Linked DNA regions of Mus musculus: regions 1 and 3 are each linked to region 2. Evidence: chromatin loops called from intact Hi-C (ENCODE). Cell type or tissue: left cerebral cortex. All regions are shown on one strand.

What was found. A loop is a pair of places that touch in the nucleus more often than their neighbours do. Peaks named below come from ENCODE experiments on the same cell type or tissue, not always from the same donor. Only the 100,000 strongest peaks of a DNase experiment are listed, where the experiment ranks them.
Region 1: it touches region 2 in a loop (10-fold over the local background); 3 of 42 quality-filtered maps call a loop at or near these places.
Region 3: it touches region 2 in a loop (4-fold over the local background); 3 of 42 quality-filtered maps call a loop at or near these places.

What each region holds. Positions count from the first base shown.
Region 1 is chr2:135,968,212-135,970,711 of GRCm38, reverse strand. It overlaps Plcb4 (phospholipase C, beta 4), which reads right to left. Exons shown (of 39, transcript NM_001355153.1): 23 at 2,267-2,391; 24 at 267-318. Among named protein-coding and RNA genes, the nearest start is that of Lamp5, 88 kb to the left of the region's middle. In left cerebral cortex, no CTCF peak of the experiment used is centred here; DNase peaks (open chromatin) are centred at 684, 1,502 and 2,458; H3K27ac peaks cover 2,117 bases.
Region 2 is chr2:136,107,778-136,110,277 of GRCm38, reverse strand. All of the region lies in intron 4 of Pak7 (p21 (RAC1) activated kinase 7), which reads left to right. Among named protein-coding and RNA genes, the nearest start is that of Gm14218, 28 kb to the left of the region's middle. In left cerebral cortex, a CTCF peak has its summit at 1,432; DNase peaks (open chromatin) are centred at 387, 704 and 1,407; H3K27ac peaks cover 2,124 bases.
Region 3 is chr2:136,056,819-136,059,318 of GRCm38, reverse strand. It overlaps Lamp5 (lysosomal-associated membrane protein family, member 5), which reads right to left and starts at 1,571. Exons shown (of 6, transcript NM_029530.3): 1 at 943-1,571; 2 at 201-373. The coding sequence starts at 1,006. In left cerebral cortex, no CTCF peak of the experiment used is centred here; DNase peaks (open chromatin) are centred at 343, 789, 1,125 and 1,341; H3K4me3 peaks cover 2,214 bases; H3K27ac peaks cover 2,150 bases.

The DNA of each region.
Region 1 (2,500 bases), 140 kb after region 2:
TGAATTTCGAATGAAGTGATCAAATTCTAGAATATATGTGAGGAACTGCAGAGTTTGTGGTTAAAAGGAAAGAACCAGTTTAACAAAGTGGGACAGAGAAAAGGTCGAATATTTGTAAATGTAATCTAACTATGGACTTCATTTATTTTTACCCACACTTCAGAACCAGCATACATTCAGCTGTCCGTAATTGAAAATGACATGGTTTCATTAAAGCTGAGGTATAGAGTCTGAGATGAGGAGACAATAATTTAAATATCACTCACCCGCATGATCCATTATACTCAAATTTTCCTTGATTCAATTGCATCGCTAAATCTGTCAAAAGACAAAGTAATTTAACATCTCATCTCCCTGGACAGAGAAGATCCTGACAGGGTGACTGGAAACAATGAAAGCCATATTATTCCAAGGTCCAAAGCTCTCTCCATTAAACCATCGCATTCTATTGGCCTAGTTTAGGGGCCATGACTCTTTTCCATGCCGAAATGACCTCATATATTTAGTTTAAATTAAATACCAGGTACATTTTCATAGAGATTACCCTAGAACTGGCTTACTAAGCGGCATTTGGTATACAAGTCATACGATGCTTAACTCGATATTCAGAGTAGAGACGTAGTAGTTGGGGATATAGACACCAGCTATAGTTAGGGGTATGCGTTGTCTCAATGCCACATGGGACAGGGATGCTGGAGACACACAACAGGGCTATTAAGAACACAGAACTTGATTAAAAGGAACATTATAAAATGGATAAGAATCATAAAATGTTGCTGCTTACCCTCCCTCAGCCCCTGTGTGAGTGTTGGAACTCTCATAGGGCTACCCTGGGAATGGGAAGACCTGATTTATAAATTTTCTTTGTAAGCAGAGAAAGGTTTCTCTTTCTTCTTATAAATAAGAGAAGGACAAGGAGGGAGAGGAGGAGGAGGAGGAAGAGGAAGAGGGAGAGGAGGAGGAAGAGGAGGAGAGGAGGAGGAAGAGGAGGAGGAGGAGGGGGAGGAGGAGGAGGAGCAGGAAGAGGAGCAGTAACTAAATTAAGTGGATATTTTTCTTTCCATTCTTCAGAATGAAGCACACGTTTGCCCAGACAATGAACTGCTTTAGGATCACGCTGTCCTTTATCACGGACTCGCTGGCCTCCTGGAGGGCCGCTTGAGTCCTTGGTAAGTAAAGCACTGCCATCGTGTTGTCCTGTCCCTACTAAAAACACTCGAGATTCTTTCAAGACCTGGAAAAGACTCTTCTAGAAAGGATGGCTAGGATTCCACGCAGTGATCCATTGGTAAGGAGCTCTGGCCCTCAGGAAGGCTCCCCCAGGCGTGAAAAATACAGCCAGCTCATATTCCCACCAAAAGGAGGTGGTGAGTCCGGAGCAAGGACAGTGGTCCTCAGGTTAGAGTGACCAGAAAAGAAAACGGCTCCATGCCTGCAAAGTCCTGGCAAGGGTGCTGCTCACAAAGTGAGGGACTGACCAGACATGCGTTGCTATTTAGTTAGCTATTTTACTTTTATTCCTGTTTCTACCAAATTTTAAAGCCATGCAGAAGAACACGGTCATGTAAAATAAATATGGTTTGTGCCATCTGTCTCTCTCTTTTTTTTAATGCTTATTTTCCTATTTCCCAATCTGTAGTCACAGGATTATGGTCAGAGGCTCTGATGCAAACTTGGAAAACTTCAAGCATTTGTACATTTATCAAAAGTTAGAATTTGTAGGGGAAAAAAAAGCACCACTGTATGTTGAAACCCTGCCCGTGAATATATTCTGGAAGATTGAACTACAGATTAGTACTCTGATGACATCTCTTTGCATGGCATCTTACAGAGTTTACGATGAAAGTCTGTCATATTATGGTAGGTGCTGCTGCCATCCGTGTTTGCTGGATGGCCACCTTGGTTGTGGTATTTTCCAAAGGAGCAAAGAGACTAAGTTATCACACAAAGATACTGAAACCAAATCCCATCTCTGGGAACAAAGATGTAAGCTTGATACAGAAGAGAGAGAAATTAAAAATATTATAGAATAGGGGCTACTCATAGCATTGATGGAATGGATTAAAACTGAAATGGCATCTTCTGTTATGGCTTCGTTTTGGGGATTTAATTTTTTGCCATTAATATAAATGCAAGAAAAACAAATTTTTTTCACATGGCAGCTTCCTTTAAAAAGAAAATGCCTCAGGCCAACGGGAGCAGCTGCAATGGCTGCCCTGTCCCAATGTTCTTGTGGAATTCGGGGTCACTGGACATTAGCGCCTACCTGGGGTTTGATAGTTCAGTGAAACCATCTGGCAACCAGCGTTCCAGAAAATCTGAGGCATGTAATTACTGGAATCAACTCGGCCTCCCTTGGGGTAAATGCGGCTCATTTGTCGCTTATTGTAACTGGGTAACTGATTAAGGAAATCCAAGAGCAGCCAAGGCGAACGCACAACAGAGAACAACAACAGTGGGGTGCGGGACAATGGCAAGCAGGTAGATAGCACGGGGCCAA
Region 2 (2,500 bases):
CCCTGTGTGGTCCTCACTCAGGCATGCAAAGCATGCAAAAGATAATGTCATGCTATCTTTAACATCTGCCCCACAGGTATAACTGTAGATACACCTTATACTATACATGAGCATACGCCTTCCTGGGAATGCTCTTCTTCCTGGGAATGATTTAAAACTAAGTCATATTTTGGTCACTATGAGTAGTTCTTTCTTCTAGTAAATTAAAAGGCAAAAGGAATTTAGCCTGGTGTTGCTCATCCCTAATTTTCCCAGAACCCTGAAATGCATCAACACATATTCAGAAGCAAAGAGACAATCCTCACTGACTCCAAGTCCCTGCACATTCTTTCAGGCACTGGGGCAGAGTGTCTGTTGTTGGATGGAGGATACTTCCTTTGAGCTAGGAAAAACAATTATGGGGATAATTACACATGCCAATTCAGAGGTAGGAGAAAAGCCAGATATAGTGTGCTCGAGTCTGCTCATCACGGACTTAGTCATTTCTTCCTAAAAGTACTCTCTCGCCATTTGCAGAGGTCAGTAGCAACTTATCTGAACATCCATAGTGCGTACTTATCATTTGTTTAGTAAGTCAGGAAAGACTTGATTCTTCAGGCTCCTTGTTATGAGATGTAGATCCCTATAGGCCTAAATGAAATTCCAACTCAAGGGTTTGGGGAAAATTCCTGGCAGCTTGCTCAATGCACTGAATAGTTTCCTACTGCACAAGGTCTCCAAAAGCACACAGAATCCAACCTACCTCCCAGACCCCCTACCTCAGCAGCATAAGGAGATGCTCCTTGCTTTGAGGGTCACAAACTACTCATTGGCAGCATTTGCCTTTTTTATCAAAGTTGAACATCAGCTCCTAGCATGCGCTATGTACCCCTGTCACACAGCCAGCATAAATGTGCCACATCTACTACGAAACTAATTGCCCCCTCTTGTAAATGAAAGTAAGTATCAGGAAGGAAATTCACCACATCAATAAAAAGGTTTTGCTTTTGGCAGAAGCAACAGTAACTACTTTATTAAGGTTCAACAGGAGGTTCCTTCATACCCTGCAAAGAGACAGACTGGAGCTCAGAGGACAGCAAACAGCTGCTGGGGAAAGCAAGAAAGAAGGCCCATCAGCCTTGGGCAGAGCAGGAGAGCTTGCCTGAGAGCAAGCAGGAATCGCATCAGTGCTGTTTCCTGACCGAAAAAGGAGAGAAACTGGTTTGCAAAGCACAACAGGAGGGCCACCAGAATGAATGAGTTGTCTTTTCCTAATTACCATTCCCTAAAATGTCTCTGCAGGGGAAAAAAAACCACCAGTGATGCTCCCTGGCTCTCTTGCGGATGCTCTTTTTTTCCTCTCCCAACACCAAGGCTGGTCCTGTTAACATTTTCCTTTCAGTCCAGAAAAATTTAAGATGTACTTTCCAAGCTCAGACAATAGAGGGCTGTGATTCGCTTTTATCTCACTCTGATTTATGTAGAGCGAGCAACACCCAGTCTGCCTTTCTCTCCTTTTTTTTTTTCTTTCTTTTTTTGAGATGAGCAATCTCTTTGTTTCATTGTGTTCCAAAAAGGTGTATTGGAGCATCACTACTGAGCCCTGGAAGCAGCTGTCTCCCTTCCCTGTAATCTCCATCCTTCACGGAACATTCCTTGGTCCCATTCTGTAGGAGAGATGCACAGCCCAGCCATTGCACACACCACCTTCCAGCACCAGCCAGCCACAGCCAGCCACAGCCTCCCTGATGTCAGTGCAGGGGCTCCTGGTGACAAAGGGATACTGCAGCATGATTTTTTTCCCCCTTCTGTTCTTTCTCCCACCCTCTACCTTTTTTTTCCAGCCTTGGCATAAAATGGTCAAATGATGTTCTACTGCAGAATTCAATTTCACAGTTCAGTTAGGTCCTTGATTACACTGCCAAATTCAGATTAATGTGCATTTAACTAACATGGATCAGGGGAATTCTGGCTGACAGCCAGCTGTAATCGGGGCAATTGATAGCGGTGAGGAGTTTTATGCCCTGTCCACTGCAGTGCACCACTGCTGAAATTGATTGATTAAATGAATTCATTGCTATAATTACTTATAATGTTGATACATCACAAGCCTGTACCTAACCCTATCCTTGGAGACAGTGCACTTATTGTAGAAGGGCATTCTGGCTGAACTGTTAACTGGGGAATTATTTATTCTCACATAATAAGTCCCCGCCCCCCCCCCCACACACACACACACACACTGCACATCTTGACTAGAGACAGGAAAAGGCGCATTTCTTTAAGAATTCATTTATGTGGTATGCTAAAAAATCTCAGGAAACTAAAAACCAAGTGTATGTTATTAACCACCCCAAAAGAAAGAGCTCCTTGTTCATCTGTCTGTATTTTTAAAGATTCCTGCAGAGAGAATTTCCTCTCCAAATGTAGCTGATGTGCAACAATCATTAGTGGTCTCCTTGCACTGCAGCTAACTGGTTTGGCAGCCTGGGGTGATAATTTGCAAAACAATTGATCTAGC
Region 3 (2,500 bases), 51 kb after region 2:
GAGGGGGGTTTACTTTTAAAGCAGGCAGGGCGAGCAGAAGGCGTTGCAAGCCGGAACCCCCATGCAGCATTCGGGAACAGCCTGCGGGGGGTTTGGGGGGGAAGAGGCGGGCGACTGAGGTCTTGGCAGGGCCTGGAGGGAGGGTGCCCTTCGGCCCTGCCGCCCCTAGGAGCAAGCTGGGGAGGAAAAAGATTCCTTACATCCACATAATTGCTGGCCCACACATCATAAGGTACAATAAATTTGGCTGCAAACTCTGCCATGAGACACGTCGTCCCATTTTCCCGCACCACAAATATGTCTTTCTCGGGGTTCGTGGAAAGGCCCGAAAGATTTTCCACTTCTTGTTCTGCCACGGTTTGGACCATTACATCTGCGGAACAAGGAAAGCAATTTCATTGCTCTCGGGCTCAACTAGCCCTCTGCTTTAGGACACCTGAGCTGGTTCTCTGCAGGCTTTGGAGAGGCAAAGTTCCCTGCTCGAAGCAGTGTGCTCCGCAAGCCATTTCTCTAGTCTACCGCCACCAAACTCATATTTACTGCTGATAATTTATAATGAAAACAGAAGCTAAAATAAAATTAAATTCTTATTTGCAATACGACTAGGCTTTAACACACACACTTACACACATACACACATACACACAGACACCCTGGGGGTTTAGGGAGCGCGGTTAAAGCTAAATCTTTCTTGGCAGTGCTATGCCCCACCATCACAGCCATGAGTTCGGCGTGTCTAGCGCTCTGTCTGGGAGATGCCATACAGGTGTGTGGCTCTCTGGGAGTTCTCTGATATGGATGGGTCATAACACTCACCAGCCCCAAATAACCACAAGCATAAAGACCTAGTACAACAGAGTGAAATCAGAGGGCTTTATTCGGTGTATTAGATTCTCTGCTGCAGAGTGCATTCAGTACCCCTGGTCCCCAGACGCTACTCACGGAAGAACATTAGGAGAATCCGAAGTCTGTCTCCACCAAGAAGGGTTCTTACTCGGAGATCCATGCTGTTGCCGCGAACCAGGCAGATGTGTTTCTGCTGCAAAGGCCGCCCCGGGAGGAAATCCCTCAAAGTGGCCGGTAGAGTGAGCTAAGGGAGGGGGCGGACTGGGAGGAGGGAGCGCGCGGGATAGTCGCGTGCTGCACTGGGTGCTATGGCTCTCCCGCCGCACACTGCAGAGGAAGCACCCAGGATGCAGGAGCTGTCCACGCTGAGAGTTCTGGAAATAACGAGGTTGTGTTTCAGGACTTGTAATTTGGCTTGTCTAGAAGGCCAATGGGATTGGGGTGGTGTGGGGGAGGAAATTTCTCCCTGGGTCTGTATACTGCTCTGCAATGGTATCTGCAAAGATGACTCTGTCCTAGGAAACTTAATGCCACCCTCGGACTTGCTAAACCCTCCCACCAGGTACAGCCAGTATGTACTGTAGATATAACACCACCGGAGCTCCGAATTCTGCTCTTGAAACAAACCAATAGATTTGTTTCAGATTGTTCATTCTTTGGAGAAGGAAGGTAGGCAGGAACAGAGAAGGAAAATGCTATGGCAACAGTTTCCGGCTTTCAGAGACATCTGTACCCACTCAAGAGCTGCTGAGTATAAGGTTAAAATGATATCTCCTCAAAGGGGGTGGGGGGGTCCAGGCCATGCCGCATATCCTTTGGGACCCAGTGACCAGTGAGATCTATCTCTGAGGGCATGTGGCCTGAGCTAGCCCCATGCAGTAAGCTGTGATCACTCTGTTAAGAGGGTTGCAAATAAACCTAAATCTTGGGAGCAGACAGGGTTATCTGGGGTCTCATAGGACAGAAATTTTAGAACTATGGTGTAAGTAAAGACCTATAGTTATGTAATGAAAACAGGCTGGTATTACGCTAAAGCTTCTGGGGAGCAGAAAGACAAACATCGCTAGATAATTCCTGTATTTGCATTTTGGTAGTTCGCTGATTTTTTTCTTTTTAATTCTTGCTCTAATAAATCAGAATGAACCTTTTTTGGGGGAATAGTCATGGTGCTCTAATTAATTGTAATGATGTCCAAATATTTCTTTTATTAGAGAATATTGCACTAGGTCAATAAATAATAATCGCCTTAAACATAATGACATAGCCAATGTCGTGTTAAAGGACAAACTGCAAAGCATTTTACCTATGTTGTCAGTTTGAATCTCTCCATGACTTTAGAAGCTGAGCAAATGAAAATAGAGGTTATTGTTATTGTTATACCTCCCCCAAAGTGAGACATTGAGAAATTCAATGACCTTCCCAAAGTCATATGGCCAGTTTGAATTAAAATAGAAAAAAAATCACGTGTTTTACATTTACAAGGATCGTAATCATTTCTCTTTATATAACACTTTCATTCTAAAACTTAGCATATTATGACCGCCACTACAATTTTTTATTAAATGATAAATGAACTGAAACCTAAAAATATTAATAATTCACACTTTTACATCTATAAAGTGCCAATTTAAGAACTGATATGCTCTAACATAGT